Regions from separate parts of the Homo sapiens genome. Here region 1 is linked to region 2. A link is a contact called in ENCODE Hi-C or POLR2A ChIA-PET data. All regions are on one chromosome and are shown on one strand. The core of a region is the stretch at or near the end of the contact, and the rest is flanking DNA. Distances in the headings are between cores, read along the strand shown.

The links. Hi-C counts contacts between places; a loop is a spot of excess contacts on that map. ChIA-PET counts read pairs that join two places held with the same protein, here RNA polymerase II (POLR2A). Pooled maps may share reads with other maps.
Region 1: a map of psoas muscle shows a loop between it and region 2 (2.4-fold over the local background). The contact joins two enhancer-like sites. A Hi-C loop is called at or near these places in 2 of 168 maps with a recorded cell type or tissue (esophagus muscularis mucosa and psoas muscle) and 1 of 50 pooled maps. POLR2A ChIA-PET finds 5 or more read pairs at or near these places in 6 of 52 experiments (GM12878, WTC11, activated T-cell and 3 more).

What each region holds. Positions count from the first base shown.
Region 1 is chr3:52,138,861-52,144,477 of GRCh38, forward strand. All of the region lies in intron 6 of POC1A (POC1 centriolar protein A), which reads right to left. Among named protein-coding and RNA genes, the nearest start is that of POC1A, 13 kb to the right of the region's middle. Within about 2 kb of position 1,304, at least 6 of the 41 ENCODE cell types and tissues checked have a DNase peak (open chromatin) inside an H3K27ac peak, as active enhancers do; they include psoas muscle, where a contact is called at or near this core.
Region 2 is chr3:52,068,490-52,074,341 of GRCh38, forward strand. No RefSeq gene overlaps it. Among named protein-coding and RNA genes, the nearest start is that of LINC00696, 6.3 kb to the left of the region's middle. RefSeq lists enhancers at 1-41, 2,232-2,733. Within about 2 kb of position 2,339, at least 14 of the 41 ENCODE cell types and tissues checked have a DNase peak (open chromatin) inside an H3K27ac peak, as active enhancers do; they include psoas muscle, where a contact is called at or near this core.

The DNA.
Region 1 (5,617 bases), core at 54-2,553, 69 kb after region 2:
TCTCACTCTGTCGCCCAGACTGGAGTGCAGTGGTGCGACCTCAGCTCACTGCAGCCTCCGTCTCCTGGGTTCAAGAGATTCTCCTGCCTCAGCCTCCTGAGTAGCTGAGACTACAGGTGTGCCACTACGTCCAGCTGATTTTTGTATTTTTAGTAGAGATGGGGTTTCACCATGTTAACCAGGCTGGTCTCAAACTCCTGACCTCAGATGATCCACCTGCCTCGGCCTCTCAAGGTGCTGAGATTACAGCCGTGAGCCACCACATCCATCCTGAGCAAGCATCTTAACCACATTGAGCCTCAGTTTCTCCATCTGTACCATAGCACCTATGTGTAAGAGGTACTGTGCGGATGCTACTAAGTTAAGCACATGAGGTCTTTGCAGAGTGAGCCATCCAATGCCAACATGGATGTTCCTCTCCTTTGCCCCCTGTGTTCCATGCAACTCAAGGTCCTGCCACTTCACCCACTCAACAGCTTGGCCCTGTCCATGACTCTCTTTTCCCTACCATCTCAGGCTAACCCCACCATCTTTTCTGGTGTCCCTCACTCTCCAAGAGCCGGCCACCCCAGCTCTGTCGATTCCCCCAGCCGTAGAACTTTTTTACCCCTTGTTTCCAATGGGCCTGGGAGACTCTTGCCCTTCCCTTTCCCTGACCTTAAAGCTCATTACTGGAAGCTGCCTTCTCCAGGAAGCCTCCCCTGGCCTCCCAATTAGGGCCACCCCCTTCATTTGTCCTTCCAAAGCAGCACAAGCCTCCCATCGGTTCACTCTTCACATTCACATGCAACTATCTGACTCACATCTGGATCTCCCATGAGACCATGAACTCCATCAGGCAGGGGTGGTAAGTCCCTGGCACCGAGCAGGACTCAGAAAGTGGTTGGTGAGCAGGTGCTTAAGCTGGGTATCCAGAAGCCCCAGCAGGTTACACAACTCTCCCTCAAGGTCAAGAGCATGTTCTAGGTGAAGCTGGGGGCACACCTGGGCAGTCTACGTGGGGACAGAGCAACTCCACAGCCAATGCATGGATCAGCTGTATCACAGCCTCCTAGGGTGCCTTCTGAGGAAAACCCCAGTGTCTTTCTTCCCATTACCAGAGGCCCAATGAGGAAAACCAGTGGGGCTAAAATAACCATGACCCTGCCAAGTCAGAATTGCCACCAACATAAAGGCAGATTCAAAACCAACCGTCATCTTAGCACTGAAAGGCTGTAAGAACCACTACTGGGTTGGTAAACACACCCAACACGAAACGGCCCTCAACAAGGCCCACAGGGTGCACGCAGTCCCTCAGATGCCAGCCCAGCTGATGTGCCGATGTGCCGGGGAGTCTGGATACGTGTTCCCAGGCACACTTAGGGGGAAACAGCCAAGGCTTTACGTAACATGATATTTATATCTCAACAACACCCTCCAAGCGCCAGGATCTCCAGGAGGCAGGCTGGAGAGGGACCAGTGGGGTCTCTGAAGCCAGCTCTTGGAGGCAGAATTCAGAGACCCCCCCACCAGAAAGTCTGCACTGGGATGAAGGCCACCTCCACCCCTCCATGAGCAGAAGCTGCCAGAGGAACAGCCGGTGGCAGGAGGGTGCAGAAGGGAGGGCATGCTCAGGGAGCTCTGGGCTTCCCAGCACCATCAAGGTGGCAGGGTCAGTGTATGGATGCCACACCAGGGGCCCCCACCTGGTCAAGCCCATCCAAGGGAAAGAATCTCTCCCAGAAGAAGGGCAACAGAATCTCCACTCCACATAAATGCCAGGAATACCCAAGCCTGGATAGAAACACCTAGAACCATTTACTCCAGAAGAGGGGCTGGCCTGGCATACCAGGCTTTGGGGGATACCCCAGACACCAGGACCCACCCCACCTTTCCCCACTTGCTCTCCTGCCTCACCTACTGGCCGCACCAGCCTCCACTCTCACTCCTCTTGCCTCTGTGGAGGTGGTGGGGAGCGGGTAGTCTATGGAGGCCTCATCGTAAGAACCACCCCTGCATGAGAGTCTACCACGAAGGCTAGGCTGTCCCATGAGGGCATGAGCCTTCTATCATGATGCCTTGAGCGCCAAATGTCTGAGCATGATCCACTTTTTTTCAAGTCCAAAGCCGCAGGCCTCTTCTTGGCTCCATGGCAGATATCAGTGATGACACATACTGCCACCTGGGTGGCAGCTGTGAGCTTGTGGCTCTTATCCCATCTCCACTCCAAAGAGAGAACTCTGACTCCAGGTCAAAGATACACCAACATCAAACTTCTACAGATCCTCAGGGACCCAGGGATGAGGCCACCACAGCCCCTGCTCCCAAATACCAAGAACTAGTCATGGCTTGTGGGCAGTAGGTGGTCTAAGCAGAGACCTGAGTACACCCACTCCATGCTGCTCTGCCTGTAGAGGCTTGGGCAAACCTAGGCCCACTACCTAACGGGCTGCAAACCAGCCAAGGGCCCAGAGAAAGCCTGGGTGCCCAAGCAGGAGGTTCCTCTCTAGAGGAGACCATGCCAGGGCCAAGCCCCATCCCAACATCCTTCCACAAAAGGACCGCTCATTTTCCCCAGGGTGGTCTCTTGCGATGCGCAACTGATGTTACTAGTGACACGGTGGCTCTGGGTTGACAAGAGGCTTTGGATTCATACCACAAAAGTGCTCTGATACCAGCAGCAAAGGACACCCAAAACACTCCTCTGTGTAAATGCCGTGTAAATGCTCACTTCAGGACAGTGGGAGAGTAGGTTGGCTAGATCAGGTGGGACAGCACCACTGTACCCCAATCAACCCTTTTAGTCTCAAAACACCCAGTACAGGGTACAGGCCTGCCCTGATAGCTGCAACTACTTAAAACCCTCCGGCCGGGCATGGTGACTCACGCCTGTAATCCCAGCACTTTGGGAGGCCGAGGTGGGAGGACTGCTTGAGCTCAGGAGTTCAAGACCAGCCTGGGAAATACAGTGAGACCCCAACCCCATCTCTGAAAGAGAAAAAAAAAAAGACAAAACCCTCCATGACAATGTATCAGGCCAGGCGGGGGTGCAGGGCTGCACTAAAGACCATCGGACAGAGAGCTTGGGACTCTATGAGTTCTAAGCCCTGCTGACAGCCAGCCAAAGAGACCACCTCTCCCAGGGAGCCTGAAGAGTAAATGACTAGAGTCACCGAAGTGCAAGGAACCGAGCGTGAGCCTGTCAACAGAATGCCAGACTCAAAGGCCCTGAGGTGGAGACTCAGACCCATAGCTTTCTAGCTGTGTGACTGTGGGCTGCATGCTCCGCATCTGTGAAATGGAGGGTAGACCTACTTTGCTGGCCACCCAGGCCTGTCACTGGATAATGGACCTGCACGTGCTGTAAGGCACGAAGCACATTACAGGTTCTGGGATGGGGGCTGCTGCTCAGATGCCTGAACAGTCTTAACGTGGGCTCAGAGCATATGGAGCTAACCCACCACCACAGGGATTGGCACTCCCAGGGCTCCACCAGCCCAAATCCTTGCTGAATTGAGAAATCAGAACTGCTCTCTGCAGTGATAGGCCAGAGCCAAGAAACTCCTTACCTAGGAGAGTCAGCCAGCGCAAGACAAATGGCTCCAGCTGCCTCCATAGCCCAAAGCCCCAAGTGGGCTTCAACTCCAACAACCCTAGCAGGAACAGGAAGTGCCCTCATAGAGCACAACTATGGACGGCTGGATGCAGGCAGGCTGGGGCTTGCTAGCCACACACTGCAGTATCATTAACCAAATCCTCTCACAAGAGCCCATCAGCGTCCAACACCCGAAGGCCATTCTGGAAGTGCCTGATGCCCATCCAGAGTCACTAGGGGAGACACTGCACGTCACTGTGTCCGTAGGTTTCCCTTGGGTTTCCTAGGGATCAGGGACAGAAAGCGGATCAGGCATCTGTTGCCAGAGTACTGGGAGCCCTTCCTGGGGAATGAGCCTCCAAAGAGATTCCACTGCACCTATGGGGGTGGGGGAGCCACTTGGGTAGAGGGTTTCCCCCTAGTTTCAGCTAAAGGTTTTCTGGGGAGCCCCAAGACCAGAGCAGACCTGGCCATGTCCTCCCGTCAGCAGAGGATGAGAGGTATGTTCCCCCTACCCAGGGAGCTCAGATCAACCTGGCTCACTGCACCCCTAAGGGTCAGCCTAGAGGCTATGGGATGACTCCGCTATCCTGTGAACACCCACCACTGGCCACGGCATTGAGCAGGGAGCTCAGGGGGAACCGGCTGTGTTTATGGGGTACTCCAAATCCTGCTAAGCCTCCAATCTACACTAGGGGTGGCTTAGGGATGAGACACTGCAGGCCCACTGAGAGGCTGTCATAAGAGGCAAGGCCAGAAGCACAAGCAGACTGCAATCTCCCAGCAGGGCCTGTCAGCCCACACACTCAGCTCCACTCAGGACTCAGCCCCTGGAGCTCATCTGAGTCCATCCACACCTCCCCAACCCTGCCATCATGGAGATCCGCCCCTGCCCTCTGCCAAGCCTGCTCCCTCCAGGTCCCCAGCTCCCTCTCCCCAGTACCCACCGCTCTCCTCGGCTGCTCTGCATTGCTCCACCTCCTGACAACCCTCTTCACAAGACCCCACTCTCCTTCACTCCCCAGCCTCTGCCCTCCTCAGCTCTCCCATGCTTGGAGACGGGGTTCATACCTCTCACTCTGGCTGCTTTGTGGACCTTTATCTTCTGTGGCCCCTCAATTATAGGGGCTCAGAATGTGACCTCAGCCATTCTCACATCCCAGATCCCTGGGTCCAGCTGGCCCCTCCACCCCAACAGGGTCAGCTTCTCTGCTTCTACTCAACCTCTGCAACCCATCCCCCACTCTGATGCCAGCCCCTACTTTGATACCAGGCACAGCTGGACACCTACCCATCACTGGGACACATGGGGCACACCAGCCCCCAACCCCAGCAGGCTCTGGACACCGCTATCCTCTCAGATGTCCTTCTTCCCTTCATACCTTAAATGACGAGGCTAGTCCTAGCACTGCCAATCAGGCCACATCTTTGGGACCCCGAGCCAGAGATGGCATCCAAGGCCCTTCCCAAGGGGTACCTGCTGTTATACCCATGAACACCAGGCCCAGGCTCCTGATCCATCAGAGATGGGTCTGGACCCTCCCAGGGTCACCTAGACATCCTCTCTGCCCAGTGTCAGGACTTATGTAGCACAAACCACATACCTAGCCCTGTGTTATAACCCTTTTGTGGCTTTTCCCATCAGAGCCTCACAAAGCCATGAGGAAGGCCTATTGCCACCCCCTTTACAGAAAGGAACCACAGCATGTGCTCCTGACCACTGTCCTGCCTCGTCGCCTTCCACTCCCATCTCTCCCTGTCCAAGTCCTCCCTCCTCTGCACCTGCCCACGTTCCCCAGGCAGCTGGGCAGATGTGCCCCATCCCCAAGCCCCAGCCCTTCACTCAGGCCTGGCCCAGAGCAGAAGGCTGAAGGAAGGATAGGAAAGATATGGGCTCCAAGTGGAGGCAAGCCCCACTGCTCTTCTGTTCCAGAAGCCTCTGTCTGAAAGAGCATTGGTAACAAACCTCAGGGCTTCCTATGGAGGGGGGTGGGGTGGGGGAACAGGTTCTTGTGGCTGGCCCCTGCCACCTGGTGGTGCTGT
Region 2 (5,852 bases), core at 1,089-3,588:
GGTTGGCTGCCAGGCACACAGGCCCCTGCAGGAGGCCCCCAGGCCAGTGGTCTGCTGCGGGAGTGGTGGGAGAGGCCCCTTAGAGGCCCACTCCTCTCCTTCAGACAGAAAAAGCCCAAATCCCTGGCTCTGCTTGGCTGGGGTTCGGAGCCACTAGCCGGGGCAGGATAGAACTAGGTGGGTGGGAGGGTCTGTGGGGGCATGAGAAAGCCACCCCACATCTCATCGGCCAGCCAACAGTGAGATGCACATTTGAATCCAGCCCAGCCACCTGCACCCTACGCGAGAGGCCATGGTGCCTCGAGGCCACCGATCCCTCCAGCCCTGACACCACCTCTGCCTCTCTGAGCCAGCAACCGGCAGAGAGGCGGCCCCACTCTCGCACCCTGTCCTATAGGGCTGGGCGAGGCACCTGGCTTGGCCTGGTGGTTGGAAGCCTCAGTAGGAAAAGGCTGTGCAGGAGTCACGCGGGCACGTGGGGTGGGGTATCCAGTGAGCAAGACCCATGGCAGTTACTGAGCAAAGTCCAAGGGCCTTACAGGGCACAATGGCTCCCACTCCCAGGAGCCCTGATTGAGCCCCAGGTTGGCCCAGCCGAGCAGCTGAGGCTGATCCTGGAGTGGGCCTTGTAGCCAGCTGGTAATCCGCTCCCATTCCCACCCATCTCCCTGGGCCACCGATTGCAGCCCAGCAGGGACAGTGCCAGCTCTTAGTGCTTTGTGTGTATTGTCTCAGCAAGTCTTCCCAGCAGTCTTATGGGGTCACTTTTGCTCTTACCCCATGTTATAGATGAGGAGGCCGAGGCACAGAGAGGTGAAGTCAGAGTATTCCCAGCAGCAGGAACAGCAGGTGCAAAGGCCCTGGGGCTGGAATGTGCCTGGTGTGTCCAAGGAACAGTGAGAAGGCAGGTGTGGCTAGAGAAGAATGAGGGGAGGGGGGCAAGAGACAGGGGGTAGAGGTGGGCAAAACCGAGCAGGCCTCATGTGTGGGGAGCACTCCTGTGGCCTGTACTTGGAGGAGGCTGGGAACTGCTTGCGAGGTTGTGCAGTGATGGCATGAGCTCTTTTACACGTGTTCTTACTTTTTACTCTTGCATCTCAGCAGACTGGCTACTGTGTTGAGAACAGATGGGGTGGGCTGGGGGCAGAAGTGGGAGACAAGGTAGGAAGTGAGCAGGCAACATCTCAGCAGGTCTTGGCTCCTTGAGGGTCTCGCTCCAGATGGCCTAAGAGGTGGGGAGGCCTGAAGGTGGGGCGGCTGGAGGTATGCTCACCTGACCTGTCCCAGCCTGAGGCTTCCATCCCCCACCAGAGGGGACCATGGAACTGAGACTCCCCTAAACCAGAGGCATTTATCCCCAACAGGAGATTTTGGGATACCTCTCAAAGGGCCACGGTGGGGCTTCACAGTGGCCCTATTCCTGGACACACTGTAATTACCTGGGGAGCTGGACCCAACCCCAAGAAGCAGAGGCAGTCCTGGGAGCACAGGTCAGCTTCACAGTTTCAGCCAAGGCGGCTCAGGGCAGCAGCCTAGATATGGGCCATTGCTGGCCTCTGCAACAGAAAGTACCTTCTGTTTCCAGTTAGCAGGCGCATGAGTGCTGCTGCCTGGAGGGCCAGGGAGGACTAATTACATTGCTTCTCTTGCTTCAAGTTTCAGAGGCTTCTGAGGAACAAATCCAGGCGCAAGTTGTCTTAGGAGGGAGGTTCTGGGACCTGAGCTGGGGTGGAGAGGGGGGATGTGATGGCCCTAGAGAGCATGGCTAGCACTCCCATTCCAACCTTGGGCACGAGGACATGTCTTTGGGGTGGCTGTGGCTGGGGTCAGAGTTTGAGGGGCCCAGTGTAGAGGTGGCGTGGGCACCATGGGAACTTCTGAGGGAGCTGGATGGTTCTAGAGAGAACTTCCAGGTCAAGGCAAGGACCCTGCCCAAGCCTAGCCAGGGAGGGCAGAGGTCTGGAAGAAGATACCAGGTGGGTAGGGCATCTGCAGGGCACATATGGCCTCAGACAGGCTGGAGACCAAGACGACATGGGCTGGATAAATGTGGGCCCAGGTGCTCAGGCCGCCCATGTCTCTGAAGTCAGTCCTGACTTCAAAGTTGAGTCCAGATGCCAAGCTGGGAAGCATGGAGACGGACAAGGGCTGGCGTCAGTATGTGTGGCTGAGTGACACTGCTCAGCATGGGCCTTGGCTTCTGCAGGCCAGGCCTCTGCCCACTGGGTACCCACAAAAGATGCCAAAGTCCCACTTTCAGGAACACACGCTGGTGCCTAAAAGAGAAGCCTAGGGCTGAGAAAAGGAAGCTGTAGCAAGATATCACTTCCTTTCCTGCCAATGTTCCTCGTACCAGCATTCCGATTTCTCATGGGTGGCAGGAGAGAGCCGGCAGGGGCAGAAGTGTCTGCCGCAAGCAGCACTCCAGGCGGACAGGGCTCTAGATGGCCTCACCTAAAGTGAAAACAACTACTGGCCTTGCTCTATAAATAGGTTCTTGGGAGAGTGTTTCCACACGGGTAGCTCCTGGCAGGAGGAGAGGTTGGCACGGGATGCGCTTCCTAATGACTTTCCTGCAGGCTCTATGGGCTGGCTTCAGCCTCGTCTTGAGCATGGCCGTGGGGGCCCCATGGGTCACGGAGGCAGGGTGAATCTTCTAGGGAGGCACTCCCCACAGTGGCCGAGCGAGAGAACCCAGGGTGCCAGGGCGGCCTGGCTGGGGCAGGCTGAGCCTACCAGGCAATGGGAAGAGGCCCTGTTCCAGGACGGCAATGCTCACAGGAAGTGGAGCCATGCCCCAGGGCACCAGGACCTCCTGGCCTGCCACCGCTGCCTTAGCACGTGTGGTTTCCTCAGCAGCCTGGGCGGGCAGAACAGGGGTGGTAAGGAGAGAACCCCCAAGGGTTCTCTAGGGAGATTCTGCTCCCCCTTAAATGACCACACACCAATTAAATTTGGAGCCATCAGGGGCCCATCTCAAGCAAATCATTTCGGAAATGAGGTTAATGACAGGGCACTGGGGTGACAGGACCAGTGTGACTCACCATGCCCTCGCTTATTCAGTGGGCTGGACTTCCAGGATTCGGGGCAATCACAAACACCCACCCTCAAGCCTGTGCTCTCCCCAGAGGTGGCCTTAGTGACAGCAGAAGAGATAGCCTTAGAGTGCTTGCCTTCTCGGGTGGGGAGGGGCCCAATCCCTTCTCACCACCGGGGACACCCATGGCAGGGGCCATGGGATCAGGAGATGAGAACTCTAGCTGCCTAACATTACAAAGCCAGAGGGACCCTGGGACCACGAGCCCCCCCACCATCCCCACTGGCACATGGGGCCAAGTTTCAGGGAAGGGGCCTGACTCGCCAGGCCAGTGGTGGGATAACACCAATGGTCACACACTAACCGCACTTAACTTGCACCAGCCACTGTAGTGAGTGCCCAATGACACAAGCACTATTGTATAGAGGCCCAAAAAGGTCACAGAACTAGTCGGAGAGAGCGAGGGTTTGGACCTGGGCCATGGGTTGGGGGCCTCCTGACCTCACCACTTTGCCCTTGCCCCACAGAGCACCCCCCCGCCCACCCACCACTGAGAAGTCATGATGCTGTGGCAATCAAATCACAGGACAGAAGGCCAAGGACTGTGCTGGGTGGCAGGATGGCAGAGTTCCCACAGCAGGCTGGCATGTGCTACCTGAGTCTCTGAAGTGGGTGACTAGGTGGCCACAAGCCTGTGGCAACCCCTCGACACAGCCTGTCAGGCGCTCCCAGGGTGTGGTGACTTGGGTGAGAGGCGGAAAGCCTTGCCACAGGCCGGGGCTGGACTTGATGGCTTCTACCTGCAAGCTGCCTGCCTTGGTCATCTCAGCCACCTCTCAGCTTCTCCAGCAGGAAGTGCAGGTTTATCCCAGGAACCCACAGAAACTGGACAATGGTAGGCAGCAGGCTGCAGTTTAAATCACAGACATCTATTCTTTTATTTCACATTGGGAAAATTAGGGCATGAAGGCGCTGGGGAGGCAAACGATGGGGAATTGCTGCTGATATGCACTTACTGACAAAAATGCTAAACTAACTTCATCTTCCTAACACAAAAGAGATTCCTGCAATTTGGTTTCTGAGAGCTCAGTTACCAAATCCAAAATTAGGAGAGATGACGGCTGAGCCGAGCCATTTGCATTTCCAGAAGGGCTGCTTTTGTGCTTGGCAGCAAGAGTGGGGGATCAGTAGCAGCCCCAGCTACAGGGAGCCATCGGGTAGGGCTGGCAGAGCGTCGCTTAGGGAGATTCTGCAAGAAAGCTCCATCATGTGGCCCCCACACCTCGCCAAGCCACCTCAAGCCCACCCAGGCCCCACACTCCTTGCTGCCTGTGAGGGCCCTACACTCCCAGGCAGTGTGGTGTGTAGCTCAGGGGGCCTGCAGCATCTCCACGGGGAGGGGGTGAGGGTACAGAACTGAGGCTAGAGGGACAATGCCCACAGCAGTCACAGCTGCCTAGGACCCCGTTTCCCTCCCACCAGATTCTCACTCAGAGCAGTGAGGTCCTGAGTCAAGCCTCGCATGAGCAAGAAAAGGAACTCAAGAAGAACTCAGGCCCCAGGTGAGAGCCTTGGCACCCACCCCACCCCCAGCTCTGCCCTCAGCATGGTGATACACATTGACCCCCTGGCTTGGTGGAGGCAGTCTCTGTCCTGTTTTGTTTTTGTTGTTTGTTTTTGAGACGGAGATTTGCTCTGTCCCCCAGGCTGGAGTGCAGTGGCATGATCTCGGCTCACTGCAACCTCCGCCTCCTGGGTTCAAGCAATTCTCCTGCCTCAGCCTTCTGAGTAGCTGGGATTACAGGCGTGAGCCACCATGCCCGGCTAATTTTTGTATTTTTAGTAGAGACGGGGTTTCTCCATGTTGGCCAGGCTGGTCTTGAACTCCTGGCCTCAAGTGATCCTCCCGCCTCGGCCTCCCAAAGTGCTGGGATTACAGGCGTGAGCCACCGCACCTGGCCTGTGCTGTTTTAAAGAGCAGCATTCCAAGAAGAACATCCTGCCTACAAATTCCAGGTCTGGCTGGTGGCTCCATCAAGGGAGGGGTGTGGGCGTGGACACCCAGACCACTCTAGCAGAGCCCTCTGACAGTCCATGGGGCTTGAGCGTGGGCCTATCCAAGCTTGGCGCTGGCGCTGGCTCTGGCCTGTCTCTATCTGGACAGCCCACGTCAGGCTGTCCCAGGACACGCCGATATCATACTACAAGAAGTGTGTGGGAGTGAGTCCTTCCTCCTGACCCCTTACATCTAGTAACCAGTGGAGCTTCCACTGGCAGTCAACAATCAGGGACAAATACCACACCACTACCCCTAAGACCACCTCCTGCAACTCCACATGTCCTCCAGCAGAGAAAGGTGGATTTCATAGAGATTCCAAACTCGATCCTGGTGTAAACTGAAGACAGGGGTGATGGCAACCTCGGTCTGGCCTGAGAGCAAGACCTGCCACACAACGCCTTGGAGACCCTGCACATGTCCTGCTGCCCCCAGAGGGGCCGTCATCTGTCTCTGGAGATGACCTTGCCCTGGGCTGGTTGCTCAAATCATCAGAATCTCCACCCATGGTAGGTCCAAGCCCAGGTCCGGAAGCCACAACAGGCAGCCCAGTGCTGGTCTGGTGGCAGGAGGGCTGGCATGGGAGGGAACCGACACGGCTGGCCCCATAAGTTGCACCTCCTCTTAGCAGGCTGACCTGCAGTTGCCCAGACTCTACTTCAAAGCCTCCTGAGGTAGCCAAGAGACTTACCTGCCAGCATGGACCAGCAGGCCTGCCAGGCTCGTCCACACACCGGCAGGGCCACGTGGGAAAAGTGC